2 separate regions of the Homo sapiens genome follow, and region 1 is linked to region 2. Evidence: read pairs that join two places in POLR2A ChIA-PET (ENCODE). Cell type or tissue: A673. All regions are shown on one strand. Each heading gives the region's core, and the rest is flanking DNA. Links, peaks and the distances in the headings are about the cores only.

Evidence for each region. ChIA-PET counts read pairs that join two places held together with the same protein. Peaks named below come from ENCODE experiments on the same cell type or tissue, not always from the same donor. Only the 100,000 strongest peaks of a DNase experiment are listed, where the experiment ranks them.
Region 1: POLR2A ChIA-PET joins it to region 2 with 11 read pairs; 3 of 35 experiments call an interaction of 5 or more read pairs at or near these places.

What each region holds. Positions count from the first base shown.
Region 1 is chr2:152,660,105-152,675,586 of GRCh38, forward strand. It overlaps PRPF40A (pre-mRNA processing factor 40A), which reads right to left. Exons shown (of 26, transcript NM_001365597.4): 11 at 13,494-13,602; 12 at 12,874-12,938; 13 at 12,355-12,519; 14 at 11,169-11,277; 15 at 10,127-10,277; 16 at 9,033-9,166; 17 at 4,034-4,148; 18 at 3,772-3,863; 19 at 3,551-3,667; 20 at 2,931-3,068; 21 at 2,499-2,594. Among named protein-coding and RNA genes, the nearest start is that of PRPF40A, 50 kb to the right of the region's middle. RefSeq lists an enhancer at 2,516-3,715. In A673, for the core only: no CTCF peak of the experiment used is centred there; no DNase peak of the experiment used is centred there.
Region 2 is chr2:152,578,875-152,594,356 of GRCh38, forward strand. It overlaps FMNL2 (formin like 2), which reads left to right. Exons shown (of 26, transcript NM_052905.4): 8 at 14-90; 9 at 2,082-2,175. Among named protein-coding and RNA genes, the nearest start is that of PRPF40A, 130 kb to the right of the region's middle. In A673, for the core only: no CTCF peak of the experiment used is centred there; DNase peaks (open chromatin) are centred at 3,437 and 7,467.

The sequences.
Region 1 (15,482 bases), core at 5,075-13,074, 83 kb after region 2:
GGGTTTCACCATGTTAGCCAGGATGGTCTCGATCTCCTGACCTTGTGATCCGCCCACCTCGGCCTCCCAAATGCTGGGATTACAGGCGTGAGCCACTGTGCCCAGCCTGAAAAAGTATTTTTTAAGGAAGAGAATGGTGTGATTTAGAAGAAAAGTGTAATATGCAGTGACATCTGCTTTTAATGACAGTCAAATACAATGACACTCAGACATGGTTTTTGTAATCAATCTGGCTTTGGTCAGCAAGTTAGGCCAAGCACTAAGATAAAGAACAACCTGAGAGCCATCCTTGAATTGAGATATATAAGGCTGATGTCAGAATAAATGCAAAATCTGCTACCCCTCTTTCATTTCCCCCAAGGAGCCATTTCCTTCCTCCTCAAACAAGACATTGTTAGACATCCATATGCTGTCTTTGTGGATTTCTACTTATTAAAACAATTACTAGGTTAGCAGTGATGGGGGGTGCTACAGTACAAGCTCCTTGCCCCTAAACATTTCTATGGCTTTGAGAATAAATTCTACCTCAGTTACAGAAGTGGAAATGGAAAATCTGGATCTCAGAATGGACTATTCTCCTTTTGATCTCACTGAATGCTAACCTACCTTTCTTTAATACCTCAAGCCTCAGATTATTAAGGCCCCAAAATCTGAATGTGTTCAGCCCTTCCCTATGGTACCATTTTTACTCCATTTACCACCTAACTACTTTACCCCCAGTATAGATCATGAAAGAATCTGTAGACTCTTGAACTGGGGGAAAATAGGTTAGTCACTATCTAGAGCAGAGCTTCTCAAAATTAAATGTATATTTTAATGCTTGGGAATCTGGTTAAAATGAAGTCAGACGCAGGATTTCTGCCCCATGGGGCCTAAGGTTCTGCATTCCTAAGAAGCTCCTAGGTAATGCAGATGCTTCTGGTATGCACTACATTTGGCACAGAAAAGATCTAGAGGCCCAGCATGGTTGCTCACACCTATAATCACAGTACTTCAGGAGGCCAAGGCAGGAGACTTGCTTGAGGTCAGCTTGCCCAACACAGCAAGATCCCATCTTTATAAAAACAAAAACCAAAAAAGCCCCACAAAAAGCCAAGTGTGATGGCACGTGCCTGCAGTTCCAGCTACTTAGGAGGATTGTTTGAATCCAACAGTTCAAGGTTGCAGTGACCCATAACTGCACCGCTGCACTCTGGCCTAGGAGTGGATGGATGACAGAGACCCCGCTTTAAAAAAAAAAAAAAAAAGGCCAACAGGACCACATCTAGAGGCAGCTGTGAAACAATACAGGGCCTTCGTGAGTACATGGTACAGAAAAAACTGTGGTTAACATTATATTAATCAAGAACAATAAATCAAGAAATAGGAAATAGTCAATTTAGTGACCTATGCCCATTTACAATGCAACACTGTAATATTAAGCACCTACTAGTTTTTAGCTTATAAAGTATTAGCTACTCTAAAACTGACAGCATGGCATACTTGTTAAAAGCACTGACCAAGGTCAACATGCCCGGCTTCCAACCCTGTAAGTCACTTTACTTCTCTCTGCCTTAGTTTGTTCACCTATTAACTTCACAGGCTTATTGAAAGGATTCAGTTCATAAATATAATATACATAAAGCAATTAGAACACTGGCCCACATAGGCATCGAATACTATTATTCAATAATTATTGGTCAATTCAGCATACTTACAAGGGCCTAACTGAAACTGTCATCAAAATACTTTTTTTTTTTTTTTTTTTTTGGGGAAGGAGTCCCGCTCTGTTGCCCAGGCTGGAGTGCAGTGGCATGATCTTGGCTCACTGCAACCTCCGCCTCCTGGGTTCAAGCAATTCTCTTGCCTCAGCCTCCTGAGTGGCTGGGATTACAGGTGCCCGCCACCACTCCCTGATAATTTTTTTGTATTTTTAGTAGAGACAGGATTTCGCCATGTTGGCCAGGCTGGTTTCAAACTCCTGACCTCAGGTGATCAGCACACACCTTGGCCTCCCAAAGTGCTTGTTTTACAGGCGTGAGCCACCGTGCCCAGTGAACCTTACCTATTAAAGTGACCTGAGATGTTATTGTTTCATTGCTTATTTTAACAAAAACTTACCATTTATTCCATTACTTTCCAGAAACTTTCTTTTCTACACAGCTAATGTGGTATAATACCTCAAATGTGCCTAAAAGCTGTCTTCTATCTGCTTTACAAGAAAAATTTCAAGTTTTCTTTATTAGTCAATCAATCCATGTGGCTGCCAAACTGCTCAATTTCTAAAACTTTCTAAAAATACAAAACAGTCTTCACATACAAATCTTTATATTCCCATGGAAACTTAATAGTTTCTTTTACTTAAAAGCAGTTTTTATAGGAAAAAAACCATTCTCTAACCATCCAGGTAAGTACATTTGTATAAAAGCAGTGAATATTAAGCAACATACTTTCATCATTCTAAGTTCTTCAATTTGTTTATATTTTATATATTTTGTATATGAGAATTCTAAAATTACCTCAAGCACATGCATAAAATCTTTAAATATTCGTTTTCTTTCAGATTCTAGAGTTATGTCCTCAAATGCTGGCTCTTTTACAAATCTCTCACGGATCTGAAAAATTCAGATACAAAATAAATATATGAATACCAAGAAAAGTACAACGATACATCTAAAATAAATCATAACAGCAAGTGAAAACTGTGATGAATCAGTCCCCTTAAAGTCCATTATTTCCTCCCTTCAAAAGTCCAAACCATTCTTTACAAATATTCCTAAACAGAGTCAACAGCTGATTTAATGCTTTTATTATATTCTAAATATATTTAATATATTCTACAAATAAATTTAGCTTATTTTTGTGGCTATAAAATGAAAAATAAAAATATTTTAAATTTCTCAACTGTAAAGAAAAGAATTCCATTAGAAAAAAATAACAAGTATACATACATCTTCCCAGACAGCATCCAATTCTATCGGAGGAGCAGCTTGTTTTAACATACTCTTAAATGCAGATTCTTTTCGTTTCATCTTCCGAGCCTCTTCTTTTTCTCTTTCACGTTCACGGGCTTCTGCCTTTTCTAGTAACTATTAAGAAAATCATATTTAATCAGTTATAATAGTATCATAACTATTAGCTGAAATAATTTATTGTTAATTTAGGAATCACGCATTGTTTAAAACGAGCTTGTCCAACCTGTGGCCCAGGACCGCTTTGAATGTGGCCCAACACAAATTTGTAAACTTTCTTAAAACACTATAAGGATTTTTTGCAATTTTTTTTTTAAGCTCATCAGCTATCGTTAGTGTACTTTATGTGTGGCCCAAGGCCTGATTTATAATGGCCATTTTATGTATAATACCAGTTAATTTGAGCAAAGGAAGTTTAATATCAATCCATCATCTAAATAAAGTTTTTTGTTTTACCTTACCTGAAAGACTGGCTACCACTCTGTAAAATTCTATTCATATTCCCTTATTCCAACACTCTGCAACTTAGCTGCTTTTATCTGAATAAATTAAAAACTATACTACTAAACTAGTTACTTACAACAGAAAACATAACTTACACTATTGAAAGCCAATTTGATATTTCCAGCATCTAATGTAGTTGATCTTTTAGTTGAACTGATTATCGCCACAAAATCTTCAAAAGTAGTGTTTACTTCAACTACAAATCCTTTATCCTAAAAAAAAGAAATCTTAACATTAATAATGCATAAATCAAAGGAATACAGTACTAACTTTTAAGATATACTATTGGTTAAAAGGTAAGAATAAATATATTTACCTTTAGAATGTCTTTTATTATCTTCTTCTCGTCATGATAACGTGCTTTAAGATCCTCAACATAAAACTTGAAAAGATCAAGTGCAGTTGATCCTAATGAAAAAACTAAAGAAGTCAAAAGCTAGCTCTAACCAAAGAGCTGCAATTACTTTGTTGTTTAAAAAACAAAAATAAAGCACCCTTTCCCCCAACACAATCACCTTTGCATTTGGCCCATTTCAACTACTACCATAACGGTAAATTAGGAAAGAAAATAATCTTACCAGGCTGACCAAGCATATTAGTGAATCTAATATCAGAACTAATAGTTGGATACAATTCCATCCAAGATGACATAGAATGCAGTTGTCCATGTTCATGTAATTCATCTAAAAATATCTAGGGAGAAAAATTATATTTGGAAAGTCATCTCGAGTACATGAGAAATAAGCGTCTAACATGAAAACACACAAAAACTTTGACATAGTTAAAACTCTTCTACCAATGTTATCCCAAACCTGTTTGGGCACAAAGAATATTTGCTATTTGGGCAAAGTAACAACTGCCTCTAGGCAAAAAAATATTTTGTCCTTTAGAGAAAATAACTTTTGAAACTGCACATTATCTTCCTAAGGTTCTATTTCCTACCCTTTAAGATAGAACCTAATTTTTAGCTTTAAAAAAAAAAAGGTAAAAGTTAACTTAAATTACTGGATATCTACCTCAAATGATGAGGCTAAAGAATGTATATGCATGTTTCCTTAAATATATACTTTCTGTCTTTAAAAATAGTGCCTAATGTGTTCTAGGTATTTTTATTTACTTTTAAAAAACAAGGGGCCTTAAGAGGAGGATGTATAATTTTCCCAAAGTAGTTTGGAGACCTAGGATTCAAACCCATATCTAGTTTCAATTTCCACACTTCCTGCTTCCAACCCAATCCTCAGGGAGTTTAATCCTATACACCAGGGGATCCCAACCCCCAGCCACGGAACCGGAACCAAGCCACACAGCAAGAAGTGAGTGGTGGAACAAGCATTACCGCCCCAGCTCCACCTCCTGTCAGATCAGTGGCGGCATCAGATTCTCATAGGACTGCAAACCGTATTGTGAACTGAGCATGCCAGGAATCTAGGTTGTGTGGTCCTTATGAGAATCTAATGCCTGATGATACCAACTCCCCACCCCACCCCACCAAGAAAAACTGTCTTCCACTAAACCGGTCCCTGGTGCCAAAAAGGTTGGGGACCGCTGCTATACACAAATGTGCCTAAAAGAAACTGTAACCCTATATTCTGTTCCCACAATTCCTATACCTGCACTGTTCAATAAGGTAGCCACTGACCAAACGTAGCTTCTCGGTACATGAAATGTAGCTAGTCTGAGTTGTGATGTGCTGTTAAGTACAAAATACACAATGATCTTGAAGATTTAATACCACAAATATTAGCAATTTTTAAAAATATTGATGTGTTAAAATAATATCTGGTTATATTGGGTTAAATTACTAAAATAAATAGGAAATTAAAATCGCATTTGTGGCATTCACATTTTTATTGGATAGAGCTGTCCCAAAGTAACATCAGGCACTTACAACTGCACTCACTCCTCTTCAAACAAGACTAAATATGTCCATACTCCCTTACAACTCGGAAATTCTTTTCTCAAACCCTGCCTGTATCTACCCTTCTGTCAACTACCCTTACCCTTCAACATAAATGGAATTTTGTCTTAACCACTCTTGTTGTGCTCACCAGCTTCCTCACTTGCTCCCTGAGTATCTAAAATAGTTTGGAAACCATCTTTAGTGATGCTCTAGTACCTTAGAACTTACCTCACTCTATCATACCTGTTTTGCTAGTGTTTCTTACACTTCCAGACTGGTGAGATCTGTCTGATAAAGTCAAAGAACTGTGAGACTGAAATTATTTCAATAGTGGATCCCTAACCTGAAAGAATCACCTGAGGAATATTTTTTTAAAGCAATATGAATTAATATCCAGATATTTGGAATATTAGATGACTGATGTGAATTCAGGTTTGAAAACCACTCTGACAAAACTGTATGGTTCTTATTCTATTTTACTTGCCCCATTTTAGGGGTGAAAAAGCCTTGCCTTTTACATTATGGAAAGCAAGTTGCTTCAAAGATGGCTGAGCTTGATGTTTCTTCTTCCCGTGGCACTAATGACATCTTGGATGACGTAATTTTTTTTTCTTTCTTTCTCTTGGTTGAGGGCGGGGTATGTTTGAGCCCTGTACATTGCAGGATGTTTATCAGCATCTCTCGCCTCTACACACTAGATGCCAGTAGCATGTTCCCCACAAATAGTGACAATCACAAAATCTTTCTTGGTTGAGCACCACTGTCTTAGATCCAAATCGGTATTAATTTTTCTCCATCTTCATCCTTCTTTTTGTTCTCTTATATACTGTTCTCAATGTAACTGTATTCATATATATGCTTGAATTCCCAACTTTCCGAGATGTTGTTTAATGAGACTCACCCTTATTTTTCAATTCTTCCTTCATTCTCTCCCTCTTAACTGGTTTCCTCTTACCCAAGAAAAGCCTTTCTCTTAACTGCAAGCTTATTTGAATTTTACCTTATTGAATATCTTTCAACTATTTGGCAGACCTTTAACTTTCCCTACCATGCCAATGGTCACTAAACACCTTAAATGCCACTCTTAACACCTTAAATGCCACCCTTAACAGTATTCTTTCAGTCCTCATTCCATAAAAATTTCTTAACATGTTACTTTAGGTGGATTCCTTTACCTCAGGGGTTTCTCAAAGACTCATTTGAAGGACTGTTTAAAAAAATCATATTGTTAGGTCCCATTTCCAGAATCTGATTCTGTAAGTCTGACGTGGAGTTTGAGAATATGCATTTTCATAATTTCCCAGGTGATACTGATTCTGTGCATTTGGGGATCATGCTCTATCTTAAAATTCCAAACTCTTGGCTTCTGAGACACTATACATTCCTCTGGTTCTCCTTGAAAGCCTCAGATCAATCCTTTCCAGACAAAACTGACTTCAAATACCAGTTTTAAGACATAAGAAAAACAAGATCATAGTTTCCTTGTCACAGACATGATGAATTTTCTGATTAGCAAATGAACACTAAATAAAAAGCTAGTCATCATCATAATCATAACTACTGAGAAGCTCTCCATTAATGATCTTTTATTGTCTAATGCCAATCTTCTCTTTTAATTCATTTCACTAAAGTCCTAAATAAATCTTTTGAAATAGCACAACAGGAAAATTACCAGGCTGAATATCTGAAAGAATATTAATACAACATACTTAACACCAATTATATTAGTAGTAATCAGAAACTATGCCAGACACATAGCAATCTGATTCAAAGCCACATTTAAGCTTATTTAAGGAACCGTAACAGCCTTCACATCAAAATTTTGCCTCACAGTCTCCATCTTCAATATTGTTTACATTATAGTCTCGTATTTTCTATGACCCAGACCTTATTTTCACTGTATTATTATTTTTTCATATATGTCTCCTTATTTTAAACCACTGCAAAACCTTCATCAGAGACATTAAAGCTTAAGTTGTGGAAGAGTGTATAATAGCCCTCCTAAGAATCTGTCCTCCCCTTCTTTCTGGGCACATGGCTGCTTAGCTAAAAGCTAAGTTTTCTAGCCTCCTTTGTGTAGCTAGTTGTGGCCCTGTGACTAAATTCTCAGCAACTGAACCCAAATGAAGGAGGTGAGCAGAACTTCTACATCATTAGCTTTAAGAAGAACTGTTCTTTCTACTTTTTCCAAGTTAAAATGTGAAATGGGGGCAGCATACCCCTAACTCTGCAGAGAAGGTTAACATGCTAGCGCACTGGTTCTCAAACTATGGTCCAACAGTATCAATATCACCTGGAAATTTAGAAATGAAATTTTCAGACTCCACCCCAGACTTACTAATTCAAATTCTTCAGGTAAGGCTAAACAATTTGTGTTTTTAACCGTTGTAGAACATGATCAAGTCTAGAAAGTCACTAAGATAAAGGAACCTATCAAGAGTAGTAAATGTTAAGTTTTCATTGAATAAGGACTGAAATCTTTCTACTGGCTGTGACGTTTAACACAGTAACCTTTGGCATAGCGCGAATAATTTTTTTTTTTGGAGACAGGATCTCGCTCTTTTGCACAGTCTAGAGTGCAGTGGCACCATCGCAGCTCACTGCAGCCTTGACCTCCTGGGCTCAGGTTCTCCCACCTCAGCCTCCTGAGTAGCTGGGACTACAGGCATGCACCACCACACCCGGCTAATTATTATTATTATTATTTTGTATTTTTAGTAGGGACCGGGTTTCATCGTGTTACCCAGGCTGGTCTTGAACTTCTGGACTCAAGCAGTTGCCAGCCTCAGCCTCTCAAAGTGCTGGGATTATGGGCATGAGCCACCGTGCCCGGCCAGAAGAAATTTTTTAAAAATCCTCCACTTCATTCTGATACACTGAATTTTGAGAACCACTGCCTTAAGGGATGGCAATATGCCCTGCCCTAGACCAAAAAGACTGTTACTTCAAGAAAAAAACTTATTTAAGCCATTGTAACCTAGCATTTATCCTAATACAATGGTTAATGGAAGAGACCCTGTAATCAAAACTGCATGGATTCAAATTCTGGCTTCACTATTCAGCAGCTGTTGAACTTGGGCAAGTCACTTCACCTCTCCATTTCCTTAGTTATATAAACTTATATAACAAAAACAGTAAGTACCCTTATAAGGTAAGACTGTCATAAAAATTGAGATTACAAATGTAAATTGTATTGACAGTAAGCAATCAAAGAATATTAGCTATTATAATTATTGAAATAGGTGAGATATGAAATGCAAAAAATTCATTGCTCCATGATATTTTCTATCACTGAAAATAAAAATGATACTTGAAGATGAAAACGAACTACTACCTAAAAAACATGCAATCCCAGGTCCTTTTCTTAGTGTTTAAGAAATTATGGCCCATCCCCAAACTATACCTTAGCAGTCCCTTTGTCCTCCAGAGACTAAATATCATCTACTACTGACTCACCACACATATCTTGTTTCCAGTCATCTCTCCTGTTGTTTTTCCCAACCGAAACCTCATTTACCAATGTTCATCTGAAGAACTTAAAGAGTTAAATGTGTATGAGTCCTCACAAAGCCTAAGTCTATGATCTGGGAACAGTTGTCTCAAAACTCTTTGTATCACTGTCAAAGTTCAGTAAATATAATATAAAACTAAGTTAAAAAGAGAGCTTTTTCTTTTACCTGGAAAGATTCCCTATTTTTTCGCTGTCGTCTCCTTTCTCTCAGCAAACTCTTCTGTTTTTCTTCTTCTTCCTCCTTTTCTAAAGCCCGAATGTGTTCTTCAAAGCAAATTAATGCATCTTCTTTGTCCATATCTAAAGTATTTGCCAGTTAAAATTTAGAGTGTCAAATGTCAACAAGTAAAGTAGTTTACTTGCATTAGCTCCCCCAAAATTTCAAAATCACCTGTCAAAAATACTTGTAGTTAGGCTAGGGTGTGGTGGCTCATGCCTGTAATCTCAACACTTTGGAAGGCTGAGGTGGGAGGATTGCTTGAGCCCAGGAGTTCAAGACTAGCCTGGGCAACACAGCAAGACCCCGTCTCTAAACAAACAAACAAACAAACAAACTTGTATTTAAACTCAAATATGATTTGTGATCATCTGCATAGGAAAGTTTTAAGGAAAATTTCACAAAGAACTCAATAAAAGACATTCTGAAACATGTCATAGGATAAAACAAAGGACGTGCATATGGCAAAACTAATGAAAAGTGTTATGATAAAATCTGTTTGCAATATCATAATTATTCCAGGAGCTTTTCAAAGTATAGAACTGTACACCCTATAAAAAAATCTACTGAAGCATGATTTTTAGAGGGGTAGCTGATAAAGCTATAATTTAAAAAGCAATTGGTTAACTCAGAAAGAGTACTTAGGGAAGCCTAATGTTAAGATAATTCTAATACATTTTTTTCTTTTTACAAAATCTATAATGTTATTACCTCAAGAAAACAACCTGAGTAAAATGCGGTAATTCATTTAGTTCTTACCAAGTTACATACAAACGGCTAAGCAGAATTTCAAATGTGACCTATAATTTAAATATTTCAAGGATTACCTGATAAAGCTACTTTAAATTTGAAAAAATATTTTGTCATGAATCACAAACTCAATCAGAAAGAAATATCCTATTTGGAAATAAATAAAACTCTTTTTCAGAAATAAACAACTGCATAAAATTCAATTAGTTATCTCATATAAAAAGTGAAAATAATTCTTTGCTGCTGGAGGACGCTGTTTAAAACTATTTCTCTTACTTAGCCATTATTCTTACTTTGTAACTCCTCATCTTCTGCAAAAGTTGGATTATCCATCAGATACTGCTGGGCTTCAGACCAAGTGGTAGAGTATGTTACATTAGCCATGTTGTCAAGTATGTTTTTTAAGGCTTCCCAATTTCTCTTTCGCAACTGCTTTGCTTGTTCCTATAGCAAAAGTATGAATATGTATGTTTCAAAGTTCCAAGAAATTAAGATATTTAAATTGCAATTAGTGACGGCTTCTTTATATTCTAACGGATGACCAAATTGCAAAGGTTAAGTCAAACTTCAAGTAAATTTCATTTACTTTAAATGGCCACACTGCTGACTTTGCTAATGCTCTTTCCTAAGCGCTTGGCTTTGGTACTTAGCTTCAAATTTTCCACCTCCTTCTAAAAGCCAGAATCTGGAAACCATGTTTTTGGCTTTTCCCCCATACGACATAAACCTTTCTACCACTATGTATTACAGACAGTCTGAAACTAAGGTTACTATGGACAAGTCGCATTGCAGGTAAATGCTAAAATCTTCAATGACCTTCAGCTATGTTTAAATTTGATAATACTTGCATCTGTATGTGTTCCTTGGAAACCAGATAACATAAAATATAATAGTGCACAATGAAAAAGAGACATGAGTAAAATAGGTATTTTAAAATGTTGTAAGTTTAGTAGAAACAACTGCATGTTGCTGTCATTCTTGTAACAATCATGCTGGTTATAAGCAAAAAAACCCAGCATTTTTAAACCTAATGAGCAAAAAAGGTATCTTTTCAAAGTGAGCATAAGATAGCCAACTAATGACAATACAAATAATTGAATGAGTACCCACTGAGTCTACATCAGTACTTAATATGCTACATGAACGATAAAGAAGATTATTACAGAAGCTATACATTCCATCATTAAATTTTACTTCCAATAAATAAATCTGCTATACCACATAAACTGGATAAACTAAGCCAGAAAAATGTACATATTATAAAACCAATCCTCATCCGAATGAGGAAACATCTTGTGTTATCTATAAATACCAATAACTAAGAATAAAGAATACCTTTTCTTTTTTTGAAAGAAAGAACAAAACATCTTCATAGATTTCAAGACGATCACGTTCTGATATTGCATTCCAAACTTCCATCTCTCCAAACATTTGCTCTGCTTTTCTGTTAAAAAAAAATTATACAATAAAAATTAATTTTAACCAATTTTTAAACTAAATTTAAAACTACAAAATGAATACTTCCTATTCAAAGTTCATAAATATATTAAAGACAAACTCCTGGATAATTATGAAAAAACAAAACAAAACAAAACAAACAAACAAAAAACACATGCCTCCCTCTCTCCTTAGAGATAGAGGGGATAATTCACATTAGGCACTGCTTATAGTCTAGACTATCTCTATATCTAAAGGCAGCTACACAGACTACCAAACTGCCTACAGAACTAAATTACAGACTTCTCTGGAATACTGAGGAGATCAAAGAAATACATACAGAAAATAGGCTTCATAACATATCAAAAATATTTTAATATTACCCACAATTTTACATAATAAAGCAATCTAAAATGAAGAATGCTACATAAAACAATTATTCAAAATGCTATGCCTACTTAATGAAAATAGCCTCTTTTTACTCCACAAATATCAATAATTTCAATGTTTTTAAGTAAAAGGCAATCAAATTTTCTTTTTCTTTTTTTTTTTTTTTTTGAGACAGGGTCTCGCTGTCACCCTGGAGTGCAGTGGTGCAATTATGGCTCACTGCAGCCTTGACATTCCCAGGCTCAAGTGATCTTTCCACCTCAGCCTCCCAAGGAGGTGGGACTACAGGCACGTGCCACCATGCTCGGCTAATTTTTGTATTTTTTTTTTTTCCCCTAGAGACAGGGTTTTGCCATGTTGCCAAGGCTGGTCTTGAACTCCTGGGCTCAAGCCATCTGCTTGCCTTGGCCTCCCAAACGGTAGGGATTATAGGTGTGAGCCACCACGTCTGGCCTCCAACTTGATTATTGAATACAGTCTTTCTCCCCTTCTTCCAGTCTCTCAAAAACTTATTAAGTCAACAAGTTAAATTCTACATTTAACTACAGATTTATTTTGTACCTCATCAAGTTTCCACATTCATAATCATCTAGTTTTATTTAATGAGCTCTGGATCAGCTACTGCACATGGCAGAAAAGTATGACACAAACAACAATGTAGTAAACATAGGCCATGTAACACTAAACATCTTACTTGTATCTGGTTGTAGAAGTCATTTTCTCATGATTTTCAAGAAAACGCTGAAAGGATTCCTTAGCCTCTTTGTACTTTGATCTTGCTTCTTCTTTTTCTTCTTTTTCTGTCTGGACTTTATAGGCATTAAAGGCTTGCTTTTTTTCACTTAACTTTGCCAAAGCACTAATATAAAAATACCATGTAAGAGTAAACACAGGCAAAAGAATCAAATATTAGTGGTTTGAAAAAAAAAATAAAACTGTTTACACATATAATTTAAAAATTTTCAAAAATTTATTACAAATGATTGTAGAAAGTAATTTCTACTTTTAAAATAATTATTATTTTATATGTAGCGGAGTACTCAAATTGTTTGATAAGCCTTTGACTTTTTGGTTATTAGACATAAAACAACTCTATACTTGGTATCCTAAACAGAAGTCAACAGTTAAATGTTTTATCTTTCTACACAACTTTAAATGTGCTAGGCCTGCTATATGCTCAAAGTGAAAAGTAAATAAAAAGTTGAAGTACTACCTGTATCGTGGATCATTAATAATCATTTTCATAGCCTGCTCCCATGAAGCATTCGATGGTACCCGCTGAAAATAATTTAAATGAAAAATTAAAATTTCACACAAGAATAGTTTAAGTCACATAATAGGAAACTGAGTATAATACTAACTGCAAACATCAAGCATTTCCCTTTGCAGGAGTTTGAAACAAGTTATAAAAAATAGTTTTTTACTGAAGGCAAATCTGTGTAATACACCTATGAACTAAAATGAAAACTTTAACTGAAATTTAAATAGAACATAAATGCTTTTTTCTTAGACTATGGATAAAAGATAACTATTATGAATTAAAAAAAAACCCTTACATTAAATATTGGGTAGAAATGTGCTTGTGTAGTACCTTGTACACAATAGTTTTTGTGTTGAAAGTTTCACAAAAGTGTACTTCAAAAAAAAAAAAAAAGACATATTTAGTTGCTTTTCAGTTACAACAGTTCATGAGATTGGTATTATCAATACCATCAAGGTTTAATTAAAGAGTAACGTCATTTGTTGGGTAATTATTACACATCACATAAAAATCCATAATACATGCTTGATGTCAAAAAGCTAAGAAACAATAAAAATCTGCAATATTAATACCTTTTCTTTCAATAATTCTTTAAAAGCTTGCTTTGCCTCTTCCTTTGTATTCCAAGTGTATGTTTTCTTTGCTGGTTGGCTCTCCTCCTCTTCTTTTTTGGGAGTAAAACTAGAGAGAAATTCAAATGTGGTATTTATCAATTAAATAAATTTTTGCTTCATTTAGAAAAATAATGTCTAAATTGTTTAAATGTTTGATGTTGAAATAAAATTTGACATTTAGAATAAAAGCTATATGAACTCTAAAAACACACTTATCTGAAGACAAAGAAATAAAGATAATCGTTTCCTAAAAGTTCAGTTATTAAATCAGTTTTTAAGACCCTGGACAAATGACAAAATAAACATTTAACTGACTTAAAACACTAGCTCCTCTGGCCCATAGGTTAATAGTTTTAAATGGCTTATTAAACTCATTCAGTGGTTTCACATTAGTGCTATAATAACTCTAAGGATTTGGGCAAGTGTGAAGATAAATAAGATGTAAGGATCAATCTAAATCAGGATTGACAAACTACAACCCACTAGACAAATTCAGCCTATTAATTTTTGTAATTATAGTTTTACTTGAAAATGCCCGCGTTCATTTGTTTACACATTATCGCTGACTGTGCTACCACAGCTGAATTGAGTCACCATATAAAGACTGTATGACACAAATAATCCAAAAATATTTCCAATCTAATATTTCATGAAAGTTTGCTGAACACTGATGTCAAACAAAAATTACAACTACCCAGAATTACTAACTTGTTTAATAATTGGGGGTTTTCCTGATGAGAAAAAAATGGTAGAAGCCTTACATTTCTTTCTACATAATAAGGGAATGCATGGGTGGGGGCCAGGGAATGAAAAAAAAATAAGTAGAACGCTTAGGCGAAGAGACACTGTAGTAGATACTGACAAAAAATGATCTCTGTTATAGTAATTAAAATCAAAAGCGTATTATGACTCAGACACTATACCAAGGAAATGCTGGAATGAAAAAAAGCAGGAAACAACTGTTTAATGTTAAACTTATGGAAAACATTGAAGAAAACTTTCAGTATGACAAGACGCAAAATAAAGTTATTCCAAAAAGCCTAAATATCTATTGATAGAGGAGCACTTCCATTTATGCACAATCAAATGATAATAACCCATCATTTGACATGATGGGTACACATTTCTATCAATGTGGAAGATGTCTCTGATATATTAGATATATGTTCGTGTATCTTAAATGTAGAGAAAAGGGGGAGAAAGTATAAAACAAAATGTTAATTTCATTTTCATGCCTTCAAATACACCATACAGATTTCTTTTAAAACTTTTGAAACATCAGAAAAAGTTAAAAATCTATTTTGACTCTGGGAAACTAACATACGAAAAACAAAAGAACACTTAAAATAGGGGATGGATGGATGAAGGCAACATGCTTAAATATTAAGATGGATAATCATGTTTCAATAATGAGATTATGGTGAACTATTCAGGCCACCCTTAAAGTCAAGAAATTTAGCTTGACCTCACTTTCTAAAGCTCTATAAAGCATAGCCATATAAAATGTACTAGACTACAGGGTATGCAAGTACACACAAACCGTGAACTCTGACAGATAACAGCTTTGCTTTATTAAAAAGTTGTATTACTATAGTCTCACTAAGAGTGAAAAGAGAGTTTTCTTGTATCTGGTGTTATCTTTTAAATGTTTCTCTACTTGACTTTCACTTAGAAAAATAATCACAGTATTATTTTAACTTGTATTTCTTTATTATTATGGCTGAATGGCTTTTCATATACTTCCTAGACAACTTTCTTTCTCTGTAAATTGCCTTTTTTCCTTGGCCAGGTGGAGTGGCTCGCACCTATAATCCCAGCATTTTGGCACGCTGAGGCAGGCCAATGAGCTAGGCATGGTGTGTGTGCCTGTAGTCCCAGCTACTCAGGAGGAGGCTGAGATGGGAGAATCGCTTGAGGCCAGGAGGTCGAGGATGCAGTGAGCCCTGA
Region 2 (15,482 bases), core at 3,063-11,062:
ATGTTAATTTTAGTATGGTTTCAACATGGTCATGTCTCATCCACACGCTGTCAATGAGATTGCACTAAGCCTGAACAACAAGAATCCCAGGTAAGCTGCTTTTGTAGTACGCAAGTCTAAATCTATCTAGAGAAAACAGAGGGCTAGTCAACACTTAACCAAGTTTGACTTTGGAAACTTTCAAGTGTTAATCTCTGAAATAAGATTGGCTATAAACTCTTTGGCTGTGTAAGAATTTTTCCTTTTAGCCAAGTTACATTCTTAGATGGGCCAGAGTTGAGCAACTGGTGACAATTCTAGCCCTTCACTGTTCTCCTCAAGCTTTTGTTCTTTTGAGGCCTGGTTTCCAGCATCCTTGCTGCTAAATTTGGAGAGGATCAGGTTGCCAGGACTCGGGGGCCAGGAGAGTCTTGATAAAGATTTACGTATATCAGTTATTGCTGGAAGCTAGCTAAAACCACCATCCTTCGTCTACACTTCGCTTGATAACTTTACATATGTAGCTTTAATTACTGAACGAAAATAGAAAAATAATTGTAGTGGCCAGCCGCAGTGGCTCATGCCTGTAATCTCAGCACTTTGGGAGGCCGAGGCAGGCAGATCACCTGAGGTCAGGAGTTGCGACCAGCCTGGCTAACATGGTGAAACCCCATCTCTACTAAAAATACAAAAAATTAGCCAGACATGGTGGCACATGCCTGTAATCCCAGCTACTCAGGAGGCTGAGGCAGGAGAATGGCTTGAACCCAGGAAGTGGAGGTTGCAGTGAGCCGAGATCGCACCGCTGCACTCCGGCCTGGGTGACAGGGCAAGACTCTGTCTCAAAAAATAAAGAAAGAAAGAAATAGAAAAATAAAATTGTATATGCAGATTTCCTTTCATATTCACCACCTTGTAAAGGCTAGCAGCAGATATAATTCACATCACACGTTAGTCGTAAAAGCCAGTCTTCATCAATTGTAGTTATTTTAATGTGCTTTCCATTTTGGTGAAGTATTCTGTACTTCAAATGTGCAATTCCTTTTCATCCAATACCTCTCTGTAGACAAAATATCTGAAAACTGTTAATTCAAAAATCTGTTTATAAATTAGCCATTTCTGATTTGGAAAATGCAACACGAACTATCAAGTCCTCTTTACTGAATATTATTCTTTCAAACTTCCCCTGATTAAACCTTTTGCGACTGTGCGATTCCTTCCTTCGTTTACTAGAGTCCTAAGTAGCCATGCTTCTGTGTCTCTGCCTTCTACTACAGGGAAGACATTATTTTTTAAAAGACAATTGACATTGTGGAGTATCAGAACAGTTTTTGTTTAGAAGTTGGTGAAAGCTGTTATTCCAGAAAAAAAATGAAATACTTAAGTGGTCTTATGATTGAAGAAACAATGCTGTTTCTTTCTTGACATTGAATTTGAAAACTTAGAGTGTATCTCCATGTTCTCCTTCCAAAAATATTTCAGATTGAGTTTTATTTTCTTGAGTCAAAGAAAATATTCTTGTGTTAGTAAAGCTAGTAAAGCTGTAATCCAGCTCCTTCCAGTTGTCCTGCGTAGGAAGAAGAAAGGACAGAAACTTGTATTTTCGTGGGAGATTTATGGATCTGTCCCTACATGAGCAGATTTGAAATGTAGAACATGAGTTTCAGTTGATTTTGAACTTTTTTTTTTGCAAATGTTCTCTCACTGTCTCTAAAACCAGAGCAAATACTTAATCAATAGTTTGTTTTTCAGCATATTCCCATTCCCTTTGTTTTTAGCGTACCAGTAAACATTTTTCATCTGTATTGTACTGAGTCACCTGATGATAGGTCTAAGAGATTATTCTTCTCAGAACTAGTTTTCATTAGTGAGTGATTTGTCTTTTTGGTAAGTATACCTTCCAAATTTGCCATCTTAGACAAATCACATATGTAGTAGTCAGTAAAGGTTTAAAAATGTACTTTGATTAAACTGTACCTTAGTAAAATTTTTTAAAAATGTAAGGGCAAATGTTTTATTCTCATGTATCTTGGAAGGAAGAAACAGCTGACTCATCATGCCATTTTCACTGATTTGTGTTTTTCTTCTTCTTGTTTTGGCAGAACAAAAGCCCTTGTCTTAGAACTGTTGGCAGCCGTTTGTCTTGTCAGAGGCGGGCATGAAATCATTTTATCAGCATTTGATAACTTTAAAGAGGTAGGCTACACTATAGTTTTCATAAGAATACTCACACATCTTACATTTGGACATCTTTGAACGGAATTATTTACCTTTTCATTTATCCTAGGGCCTAAGGAATATAATAGTTAATTTCTAAGATCTCACTGAGAGGAATGTAATGAACTTAGTCTAAATTTGGTATCTTATTTCTAGGATAAGTTAAAAATAATCACAGTACTCTTTTTTTGTTGTTGTTGTTTTTGTTTTAATTTTTATGTTTTTAGGGAACATGGAATAATCCAGTTTGAAAACCGGTTTTGTTACATGTATGTGGTTTTCATTGGGGTTGATATTGGCACTTGATCGTCCACCATGCAAATTTTATGAACTCTTTCATCACAGTTACTTTATTTTTGCTGGATGCTATGAAAAACCTGGCAAATACTGGCACTGATTCTGGGAGCGTGTAAGCTTAAGTGGGCTTGTCACAGCCAAACAATAATGCAACAGTTGAGCATGGTTGGAAACGGAGACTGTCTGACCACAAAGAAAGGAGGGATTACACAAAGACAATATGACGCCGCGGGCCCTGCCCCAGCGTATCCAAACATCACCGCCGCGGGCCCTGCCCCAGTGTATCCAAACATCACCGCCTAGATAGTAGCTGCTTTCCCACAGGGTAGTGGGCAGTGTTGTAGGACCAAGAAGAGTACCTGTTTGTTCCCCTGGTATATGCCTGACATCAGAGGCTACTTTGAGGTGAGAAATTACAAAGTAGTCCTTAGAGAACAGGTGGAAGCCCAGGTTACAATAGGACCCTTCGCCAAGTTGTGTGTTATGCTAGAAGTCCCATTTAATTCCAAATGCTTTTGGATTAAGACCCGAGCTGGATTAAAATCCAGGTCACAGAGGGACTGTTTTCTCTCCTCTTTCCTGAAAGGTTCTGAACTAGAAACTCTGATAGTATTTATTGAGAACCTACTATATGCCGGGGCTATACCAGCTACATGCATGGCATCATTTGGTTCTATAAGAACATCTTTGAGACAAATATTAATATCTTGATTTTAGCGAAATTGAAATACATAGTTTACCTGTGGTCACATAGCTAGATAAGTGACAGAGCCAGGAACAGGACTTGGTGCTCCTGATCCTGAACTTCCTTGAAATGTGTTGAAGTTGTGGCCTTATTGTTTGTGAATCCCTTGAAGGAAATAAGGGAAATACTGAAATGAGACAGGACTTCGGAGCTATTTCCCCTGCCTCCTACCTCCTTAATTGGATTTACTGCCCAGCTGCCAAATGTTCTAGACACCAGCCTGTGAGCCTCTGCATAGGCTGGGAAGCTTCAAAGATGTGAACAGGGCAGACACTCCTCTTGCTCCTTTATTTGCATTGCCTCCTTACTGCTAGTCCATTCTTTAAGATTTTGATATTATCCATTTTGTAAATGCCAACTGTGGAGACAACCAAATATTATCTTTTTTTTTCTTTCTATTGAGCCCCAAAGATAGTGAAAAAATATCCAGCTTCCAAGAGAATGAAGAAGAATAATAGTGAATCTTTAAATTCATATTCTGGCTTCCAAGACAAATAGATTTTAGAGACAAGAATGTACGAATGCTTGTCTGTGAATGTTTTTATATATCATGTATAAATATATAAATTTTACATTTATAAATAAGGAAGTATGTTTGGGTGGATGGGTTTAATATGAAAGAGAAACAGTATGTGCAGCTCATATAACGCCCAAATCTTTATCATTAGGTCATATTTGAAAATATTGCATGCTGAGTACTTTTCACATTGGAAACATTTACTATATAGTTATCAGTGGCCCTTGTTATAATGACTCATATTATAACAGGAATCTGATTATACTGCAGGTCAGATTATATCCTAAAGATATATTTGTATAGAACAAGAATAAAAGCCAGGAATTCATGAGATGAATGATAATATTTTTTTCTCCTAGGTAAGATAGAGTACCTTTCTTATGCATAGTAGGCCCACAGATACTTGCAGAATTGAGTTTTAACTCTTTGGTGTCAGACTTATATATGCTTTAGCTATTTAGGGTGTAGTATGTGCTTAATTGAAGAAAAATGTAATCCTAAGTCTAATACCTGGACAATAGTAATGAGAACTAAATTACTTTTGACATTGAATTCTTAGAGCTTTAACCAAAACTGGCCTCATTTCTGTAATTAATCAGGAGTGATGGTAGGTCTTCAGGTACTGTCCTTGGCATAGGCATTTGCATCTGATAGAAGGTGATAGCAGTGGGCTAGGGGAGGTCCTCAAATGCTGGTGGGACCCCAAACCCTGCTGGTGTCTAGGCGCTTGACATCCTCACAAGAATGAATTCAAGTATGAGTTAGAAAATAGTGAAAGTGTGGAGATTTATTGCAAAGCAAAAAGTACACACTCAAGAAAGGGGAGTGTGGGCATGCTTGAGAGAGTCACACAAGGTGGTTTGGGGCTGCTACCTTTATGGATTTCTTTAACCAAGGGATGGAGTATTCACGGAGATTCCTGGAAGAAGCTGGAGATTTCTCAGAACTATGGTGCTACCCATTTTTACCTCAAATAACGATGTTCTGGAACTGTCATGGCACTGGTGGGTATATGATTGAATATGTGAATGAGCATAGAATAAGGTCCTAGGAGAAACCTGGATCAAATCCAGCACCATGTTGGACCCAGTTTGTCTTTGCCAGCTTGGCCCACACCCTGTTTTTCAGGGTCTTATCAGCCCCAAGCTTCTGCAGCTATTTCAGCAGTTTCCTTTTGCTTAGTCATGTGAAACTGCTGCCTAGAATTTTTTATTCTGCTGCAACCATCCTGCATTATTCTTGTCTAAAAACCATATAGACAGACCAAGCAAATGGATTATTATCCTAATAGCCATGGGAATGAAGACAAGGTAGCAACATGCCCCCGACAAACTTAGTTGTTATAGATAGGTCAGAAGAGCCTCAACCGATTTATCCAATCTTGAGGTGCAAAAGGTGTTATTCTGTGTTGATCTTGCTTTCTAAAACATGCAATGCCGCTCACAGCTCAAAGTCTCTTAAATCCCTTCCTCTTTTTCTCCCATCTTTGCGTGAGTGAATTTTTTTTTTTTCACATCATAGTAAAGTGAATTCTTTAACCTCTTTAACCAAAATGTCATTGGAATCTTCTGGTTTTATAATAATATTCATTATTATATTCTGGCATGCCTGTGCAGATAGGGTTTTGTTCAGTGAATAATTCCTTTTGAGCCACATATGGCAGAGAGAGTACCATACCAGGTACCAGGATACCAGGAAGGAGGACCAAAGAAGAGTCTTTGCCTTCGAGAAGATTGTTTTTAAAGCTTTTCATCTTTTTTAGTAAGTTGGGATTCCATTCATCTGCCTAAGAAGGATGAAAGGATTATCTTTGTTTTTATTGGCAGGAATGAGGGGTGAAGTAGGGGAGTTCAACATCTATTTTTTGCAAATAAAGTAATATGCTTTAGAGTAGCCAGATCCTTTGGGCTTTGATCACTGTTAGAGCATAGCCAAGCGTACTAACGCAATATGGAACCAGATGCTAGAAAGACATTTAAAAGGCCATGTATCTTAAGTAGTTTATGTAGCAGGATTTTTCCCCCTCTACCTCTTGAGCCAATAAATCCATTCTATCTAATTTGACCACCACTAATTAATTAGTTCAGATGTAAATTAAAGGAAGTTATTATTTGGCTGTTGAAAGATTTTTATGTATGACTACATCATTTTCTCATGTTTTGATGAATATTTAGAATCCCAATCTTATATTTTTTTTCCTTAAAAAATCTTGCTACAAATCTTGTAATAGCTGAAGTGCATGTTTTAGGAAGGCAGGGAGCACCTTTAGTTTAATGGTATGTGATGGTGGCAAGAATGTTAACCCAAAGCTTTGCTTATGGTGGGGGTGGGATTGGGGTCTAAGCCTGATGTCACTGAGCAAACACATACATGGCTTCAATGTACATGATGACAAATGAGTCTTAATTACATGAATACAGATAGTAAGCTTATACTGTGCGTGGTTTGTGACATGCCTGAAAACATGAGTGTATTGAGTAGATGAAGACTAAATCATTAACAGTCAACCATTGTGCTCCTTGAATTCTTTTTTCCTTAAAAAACAATTTTTTAAGGGGATTAACACATCTGGTTTTGTGTTGAAATATCTCTTAACGAAAATTTATGGTCTTGAAATAAAGACCAGGGTGAGAAAAAGGAGTCATCTATTTTTTCTTATTGGCTAATTTATTAATAGCCCCATGGAAGGACATATGACCATCTTACCTAAATTGATGTTTTCTTAGTTGTGTGGCAGTGTATATTTTTGAGCCCCGAGACTACCAAACAGAAAAAAATACATTTGGAAGTAAAAACCACCCTTTGGATATTTATATTAGTTCAGAGTCTTCTTTGCAAGAAGCAGAAACTGACTCTAACACATAGAGGAAAGGGTTGATCGAAAAGATGTTGAGAAAAGCACAGACTTGACAAGGAGCCTGGAGAACCAGGCTTGGAAAATGGGCAGGCATTCCTAAAATGTGGCTATACTCTGGCTCTGCCTTTGAAGCTGCGCCACCAGAAATACCATTTGGGGTTCTGGTCATGCTTTTTCTTCTCTTCCAAATGACATGGACCATAGCTAGCAATCTGCTGGCTCATAAAACTCTTATCTACTGGTTAAGGACCTCAACCAGTCCCCACTTCAGATTTCTAAACACTACGCTTCATCTCATTACCAAGGGGAACCTTGAAGTCTTCAACCTAGCTCTTGCTCTCAACTTTTTCTTAGTCTTTTTACTTTTTCCATTATATTCTTTGATATATTTGAGAAAATGGCTTGCTTTTAAAAAGTGTCTCCAAAGGTTTGGCAAAAAAAAAAAAAAAAAATGCTTCCTTCTGAAGTCAAAGAGGAAAAGTACTGAGGCCCTGTAGACTCTACAGTGGAACAGCCACTATGACATGAGTAATAAAATCCTCTGAGGGCTTTGAGGCACCAGCTCTCCCAGGCTGCTGGGAGGTGCACCTGGAATTCATCAGGATTTCGGATCAATTATAACTGTATTCTCATCTGCTTCTGTAATGACAGCATCTGGCTTTAGCAAAAAAGCCTGAGTTTGGTTATTAAAGGCTCAACTCCCTCCCACTTTTGACCTTCCAGTACAGAAAGATGGAGCCTTGTTGAATGAGTCACTCGAGGCCACCAGCACTCTTGTGCACAGCACTCTTGGCAGTAGTTGTTCTTTTTTCTGCCTGTTGCTAGAAGGCTTCCTAAGAAAGCTGATGTGTGGTTTAGCTACTGGGCATCTGAAGGCACTCGTGCTACACATTATTAAGTTGAACTAAGAAAGCCTGTCAAGTTTTATTTATAGTGGACCAAATTGGGCAGGAAGGAGAGTGAAGATTTTGGTGTGCTTCCAGCATCCCTCTGAGTTTAATCCCATGTAATCTAACCTCCCAAGCATTTGAGGGTATAGGATTGTAAATCTAGCATGAGACCATCCAGATAACTTCCTAAGTGGTAAAGTAAGGGTACTCACATTTTTCAGTCTCTCATTGAACTATAAGCAATGTATTCTCTCAAGTCTCAAACTGTAGGAGCCACAGCCGTAGAGCATGTATGTATTTCATGGTATCAGGCCAGAATTAGATTGATCTAATTAACCAAGATTCTTCTTGACTGGTCCTCCTCCTTAGCATTAGGAAGCAAAGTCCTAGTCTTAATGTGGTGTTAGTGCTGCTGAGTAACTTTTTTTGTCTGTTTATCAACTGTTGCAATTTTTTGCTGTGGATACGAAAGTACCCCACACTTCATTTTTTTAGGCTCCTGGCTTCTGTGGGTCAGGAAGCCAGGCTGGCATGGCAGGGATTGTCTCTTCTTTGTTTTGTCTGGGGCCTCATCAGGGAAGACCTGATTGACTGGGGATGCCAGTCCATCTGGAGGCTGTTTCACCCACATACCTAGTTTTTGAGCTATGATACCTCTCAAGGACTGGGCCCAGCTGGGACTATCAACCAGAGAGCCTCCATGTAGAACTCCACGTGGCTTGGGCTTCTCACAGCATAGCATCTGGCTTCTGAGGGAGAGTGCCCCAGGAAGGAGCATCTGAAGAGCCACCATTCAAAGAGCCAGAGGCTGCTGAGTGTCTTCTGAGCTGGTCTTAGAAGCCGTGTAGTGGTCACTTCTGCCATGTTATCTGGGTTCCCAGTGAGGCCCTGAGCCCAACCCGGATGCAAGGGGAAGGCAATGGCTTCTCTTCTTGATGATTGGCCGTCGGGTTACTGTGCAGAACATGTGGGGTGGGAGAGAGAGCTGTGGGCTCATACCATTGTAGTCTGTATACCTCAGTAAGTCTCGTACCTCAGTAACTGTATGAGATTTACCAAAATGTTTATTGTTATTCGTCTTTCATTTTCTCCCTCTTCTTTACTCAATCCAATACTTGGTTTTTCCTTTTGACTGAAAACTTTATAAACTTTTTGATTGGAGATAAAAAAGATAGTTTTTAATTCTTTCATGTGAATCTACTATGGGCAAATGATATTGTGAGAGCCTTCCCTAGAGAAAGGAGCCATTTTCATAGGATGTCCAAGTTTATTTTCTGGTAATGAACTAGTTATTTCTTTACCATTAGTGTCTTTAACATCTGGTTAAGGGAATGAAGGCTGGTATCCTCCTGATTGTTAAGGGATGAGTCATACTCACTTACTGAAAAAAATGTGAGTGCTTTCTATGTGTCAGAAACATTGATAAATATTGGAATATGAAAATGAATCAGACATATGCCCTGCCTTTAAAAGAGAGCCTCCCAGGCTAGTTGAGGAAGCAGATAAATACTTCGACAGTTGTAATACCAGGCTTTATAAAGGTAATTGCAAGATGCTCTGCAAAGAAGAGGAACAGCTGACCAAGACAAAGTAGGGCTGGAGGCAGATGGGGAAAGAGCTCTCAAGGAGGCTCCTTATAGGAGAGGGTGCCTGAACAGAGTTTAGGGTGAACAAGGTTAACCAGGTGTATTCCTTTCCCATTGCTGCTGTAACAAATGACTACAAACTTAGTGGCTTAAACCAACACCAGTTTATTATTCTACAGTTCTGTAGACCAGAAGAATAAAATGAGTGTATAGGGTGGTAATCTCTGAAGGCTCCAGGAGAGATTTCATTTCCTTGGCCTTGTCAGCTTCCAGAGGCCACTTAGATTCTTTGGCTTCCAGCCCCTTCCTCCAGCTTTAAAGCCAACAACATAGCATCTTGTCTCTGTCTCTCTGCTTCTCTTGACACATTGCCTTTTCTCTCTGACTTCTCTGTCCTTCTTCCTTTAAGGACCCTTGTGATGACATTGGGCCCATCCATAATAATCTAAGACAGTCTCCCCTCCTGAAGTCCCTTAATTTGATCATACCTTTGCAGATATCATCATACCTTTGCAGATATGATCAAATTAAGGAACTTCAGATGGGGAGATTATCTTTTTATTGTATAAGGCAGCATAGTCAACAGGATCAGGAATTAGCATGTGGACATCCTGGCGGGTAGGAGGAACACATCATTCAGCCTGTCACACCAGATAAAAAGGAGTGAGGATGTCATTTTATACCAAGAAGGTAGTATTTTAATAAAGCTTCAAGGACTTTAGTTTGCCCCGAATCTCCAGTTTTAAAGAGCTTAGGGCATGGGAAGAGAAAAATTGGGATAGGAAATTAAAGGGAGATCAGAAAAGGCCCCCTTGCTTATCCCAGGCTCTTCATAGTGCCACACAGCCTAAAGGGAGCAAATATGCTCCCCAGTCACATTGGCTGTTTAGATTGACTCTATTAATAAAGAATTTGCTCATATGTTTTGTTCTGAAAGTCAATTAACAGTGGGCTCAGCATGCAGTTGCTTTGATAGAGCAGGGTGTGTTTGGGGTCTGAGATTTGTTTCAGAAATCTTACCATTCATATTTCTCATTCCTTGGGCTCCTTTCTCCACCGAGAGTCATCTGCTTCATCAGCTGCCGTATTCATTTACTTATCACGTCTTCAGGACTGCCCTTTTTTGGTGGTCCTGGGGGAGCTTAAAAAAAAAAAAAAGAGGAAGTACAGCAGGGTAACAGTGCCCAGAGCCAGACCAGATTGTCACATTATCTGTTGTACAAATGTAGAGATGCTTTGCTTCACAACTTGACTTTAATTAGACCCCTTCTGCTCCACGCAAGCCTGAGTACAATTTTATGCAATAGGGAACCTCATCCTCTATTTTAAATGTAGCAGCCACTTAAAAAAACAAACAAAAAAAACAACAAAAAAAAACCCAGGGTGTTAGGGTGTTGCTGCCGTGTTATTTCTATTCCTATAAAAATGCCGCTTCTAAAATGCATGCCCTTTGCCAACTATAAAAGTTGGCATATGTGCCCTTATTTCATATTCTTGGAAGATAACGAGGAGAACCCCAAGAGAAAGCAGTGAGAGCTGAGTGTTATTTTAAACCCTGCAGAACTTGAGACAGAGACTGGTACTGTTCCCTAAACATGAGCTTTCACTTGGGAAGTATTTCTTTGACGTTTTGATATTGTCTGGTTTAAGGTACAGAAGGACACTATGAAGCACTCTGCTGTGAGCTGATCAGAAAATCGGAGTCAAAACTATGACAGCTTTGGCAATATCACCAACTCTAAAAAGCATTTGAATGGAAGTTTTCAGTCTCCGGGCAGGATTTGATTGCCATTCTGGCATTTATTTCGTGAAAGGCCTATTTAAGGATCTTCTTGGTTTGCTCTTCCTGTGTAAAGGAGCTGCTTCCCTGCTCTTCTACTCCCTCACTCCTGGACCTCCTGGGCTCAAGTGGTCCTCCCACCTCAGCCTCCTGAGTAGCTGGGACTACAGGCATGTACCACCACACCTGGCTTTATACATATATATATATATATATATATATATATATATATATATATATATGTATATGTATATGTATATATATATACATATACATATATATATACATATACATACATATACATATATATATATATAATTTCTTGTGGAGACAAGATCTTGCTATGTTGCCCAGGCTCATTTTGAACTCCTGGCCTTAAGCAGTCCTCCTACCTTGACCTCTCAGAGTTCTAGGATTACAAGTGTGGGCCACCATGTCTGGCCTTCTAGCTGCTTTTTAAAGTAGTTTTATATTGAGTAAAAATAAAAATTATTGTTTTTATGTGTCATGGAATTCTTGATTATAGCTTATTTTAGCAGTTATTTAGTCCAGTACTAAGCCCTACACACAGGGTTATATTAACCGTCTTATTAAATAAGCATGTGTGGCTCACGCCTGTAATCCCAGCACTTTGGGAGGCCAAGGCAGGCGGATCACCTGAGGTCAGTAGTTCGAGACCAGCCTGGCCAAGATGGTGAAACCCTGTCTCTACTAAAAATACAAAAAATTAGCTGGGTGGCATGTGCCTGTAGTCCCAGCTACTCGGGAGGCTGAGGCAGGAGAATCGCTTGAACCTGGGAGGCAGAGGTTGCAGTGAGTCGAGATCGCACCACTGCATTCCAGCCTAGGTGACAGAGTAAGACTCTGTCTTTAAAAAAAAAAAACCTGTAGGTTCAACTATAGCTGTTCAAATAGTTATGAAGTGCTGGATATGTTAACCAGGAAGAAGGATAAGATAAATCATATATAAATAATATATATGTGTATCAGTGTGTATGCATGTTTGTCTGTATATTTGTACATTAAATATATGTGTGTGTATAATAGGAGTAAGTGTAAAGATATATGTGTGCACAGTAATAAGCCCTAAAAGGAAGCAAATGAGAGGATTTGGAGTGGCACTGGGACAACTCCTTTGTGTGTGTTTATTTCTGTTGCTTGGACTGTTTGGTAAGTAATAATCCCTCACGTGGCTAGACTATCCCTCTTGTGCAGAGTTAGATTTTCCCTCTGATAACTTTTTTTTTTTTTTTTTTTTTTTTTTTTTTTTTTTTTTTTTTTTGAGACAGCATCTCACTCTGTCACCACCCAGGCTGGGGTGCAGTGGCGCGATCTCAGCTCACTGCAACCTCCGTCTCCCGGGTTCAAGCGATTCTCCTGCCTCAGCTCCCGAGTAGCTGGGACTACAGGCGAGTGCCACCACGCCTGGCTAATTTTTTTGTATTTTTAGTAGAGATGGGGTTTCACCATATTGGCCAGACTGGTCTCGAACTCCTGACTTCGTGATCCGCCCACCTTGGCTTCCCAAAGTGCTAGGATTACAGGCGTGAGCCACTGCGCCCGGCCTCCCTCTGGTAATATTTTATATGGCTAGATTTGTCTTTTCTAAAGATGCTCAGTTATCTTTTGTGTAACATCTCTCCAGACTACCACCTTTTCTTCAAAACTGTGAAACAGAATCAGAACTGTTTGGAATTGCCAGCAGACTGTTGAGCAAATATACTTTTTACAGTGACCCCGTTACAGGGTTAGGGGAGTTTGTTAGAAAATAAAAGGTTTCAGGCCAGGCGCAACGGCTCATGCCGGTAATCCCAGCGCCCTGGGACACCAAGGTGGAAGGACTGCTATAGCCTGGGAGTTCACAATTAGCATGAGCAACATGGTAAGACCCTGCCTCTACAGAAAATACAAAAATTAGCCAGGCATGTTGGTGCACGCTTGTGGTCCCCGGTACTCAGGAGGCTGAAGCCAGAGGATTGCTTGGGTCTAGGGGGTCAAGACTGCGGTGAGCCGTGATCACACCGCTGCACTCCAGCCTGGGCGACACAGCGAGAACCTGTCTCTAAAGAAAAGATAAGGCAGCCAGGTGCGGTGGCTAACGCCTGTAATCCCAAAACTTTGGGAGGCTGAGGCAGGTGATCACAAGGTCTGGAGTTAGAGACCATCTTGGCCAACGTGGTGAAACCCCTTCTCTACTAAAAATACAAAAAATAAGCCGGGTGTGGTGGCACGTGCCTGTAGTCCCAGCTACTCAGGAGGCTGAGGCAGGAGAATCGCTTGAACCCGGGAGGCAGAGGTTGCAGTGAGCCTAGATCGCGCCACTGCACTCCAGCCTGGTGGCAGAGCGAGACTTCGTCTCAAAAAAAAAGAAAAGATAACTCATGATTTCCGTGCCACAGAAGTTTGTATTGCCTTGAGAAAGGTAGGACTGACTTTAATAGGTATTTAGTTGAGGACCAAATATACACTAAGGTCAACACTAGGAGGACAGTAATTTAAAACTTTAAGAATTGTGCATGTATTTATATTTTTATACCTAATTGTAATTTAAACCAAAATGTTAGGTGTTATTGACAATGAATGTGTGTATTGAGCTTGACTCTCTATGTGAGTCAAGTTCAAATTTCATTTGAAATTTAAACTCTTGTAAAACATAAGCACATTTTTTATTGATGTGGGGGTCTCTCGTCAATAAGGGCTTTGTTTGTTGGTTTCTTTTAAACCAGCAATTCTCTTCAGAAAGAAAGCATGAGCAGAGTTCAGAATCAATTCCATTTTCTTCTTTATTGTCAACATTAGTGTATTTATGTCATGTACATAAAAAGGCATATACATATGCAGAAATAGTAAGGCTACTATTAGTTAATTTTCTATTTAATAAAAAATTTGTTTGTTTATTGTTTCCTTAGTGCTGGCAGACTAGTATATATTATTTTGTTAATTCTTAGATGCACCATCTGAGGTAGGAACATAGAGGGAGAGCTCAGAGCAAATGGGCCTACTGACGTCTCTAGTAAATGGCAACTCTGGGATTTTTACACAGATCCATTTAACTCAGAGTTCATATACAGCCTTACATAACATGTCTCACATTCCAGGCACTTTCCACACATGTTCGTATATTGTCCTCAATTTTCCACCGAAAAGCAAACCTAATGGGAATGGTTAGAGATTGGATAGATTATTGGGGTGTTTAAAATTACTGGTAAAATTCAGAACAGACCATACTGTTTGTACAGGGCCCAGTGGGAGAAGTGGGTAGGTCCTGAGCAGGGTGATCAGGAAGGGAAGAGACCTGATTTGATGGAGAGAATTCTGGGAGCAGAGAGATTGGCATGAAATCTGTCTCAAAGGCAGCATAAGTCAGAATATATTTGTTCTTTAACCAGGAAAAATATCTGACCAGGGTCCATGTTACAGAACAAAACATGGCAAGAGGCAGGCATGAATGAGGTTCTGAGGAAACAGTGGTGGAGAGACTGGAAACCTGTGATTAAAACAAACAAACAAACAAACAAACACCTCAACTAGAAGATAGATACAAATAGAAGGGAAAAAAGAGAAAGGGAAGAAATTCACAGTTACATAATACTTTACAGTTTAGAAAATGCTATATATATATATTGCATTTGATTCTGTGGAAATCTGCAAAAAGCCTTTTATGTAATTTGGATAAAACTTTAGGAGTATTGTGTAGCTCTGCAGAAAATACAGTAGAGGGGAGAGATGCTGGAGTCTGGAAGACAGGTGGTTCAGTTGTCAAATGACTCAGCCTTGGACCCAGTTTGTGGCCATGGCAATGAATATGAAGCCAAAAAATGAAAGAAAAGGCAATAAGAGATAGGGTGATCCACCGAATATGAGAATGGACACGAGGAGAATAAGAATCTGTTCAAATAATATACACTTAATGAAGAGGAAAGTAGCCCAACTATAGTCAACAAATACAATCTGGGGATTTCTTTTTTCAGGCAAAGAAAATAAAACTTTTTTTTTAATTTATTTTTTTAGTGGGGGTGTAATGCCCGAGGTCAGATTCTTAGCTGTGCAATGAAGGTAATGAATGAGAGAACAAGTTTAAACAGAGGTGACTAGGGAGAGAGAGAGAGAGAGAGAGAGTGTGTGTGTGTGTGTGTGTGTGTGTGTGTGTGTGTGTGTGTGAGAGAGAGAGAGAGAGAGAGAGAGCGAGAGAGAGCCAAATGGGGATTGTAACTAAGTAACTAAGGAGGAAAACTCCCCCACAGGGACCCCAGTCCAGAAGGAAAAGAGTGAAGAGACAAGGTTAGAATGGGCTAGAAGGATGCTCAGAAGAGACCAGCACAGTACAAAGGGGAAGGTGGTCAAGAGGATGAGAGGATTCCTGGTGGGTCTGGTATATTGTGATGTAAGTTTTTGCTTTAGGTGAGAAGTTAGTCAAGTGGTTTTTATATATCTTCCAAGTCTACAATTTTATGATTCTATATAAAACTTTGTGTACACATGCCTATGTATGTAACATGTATTGTGTGTACCTATTCAAATAGTTCCCTCTAAGAAAGATTAAGTGCTTCTTTGACTGCAGATATGAAAACAAGGTACCTAGATAATAAAATGATAGGTGCTTTCATTTTTCAA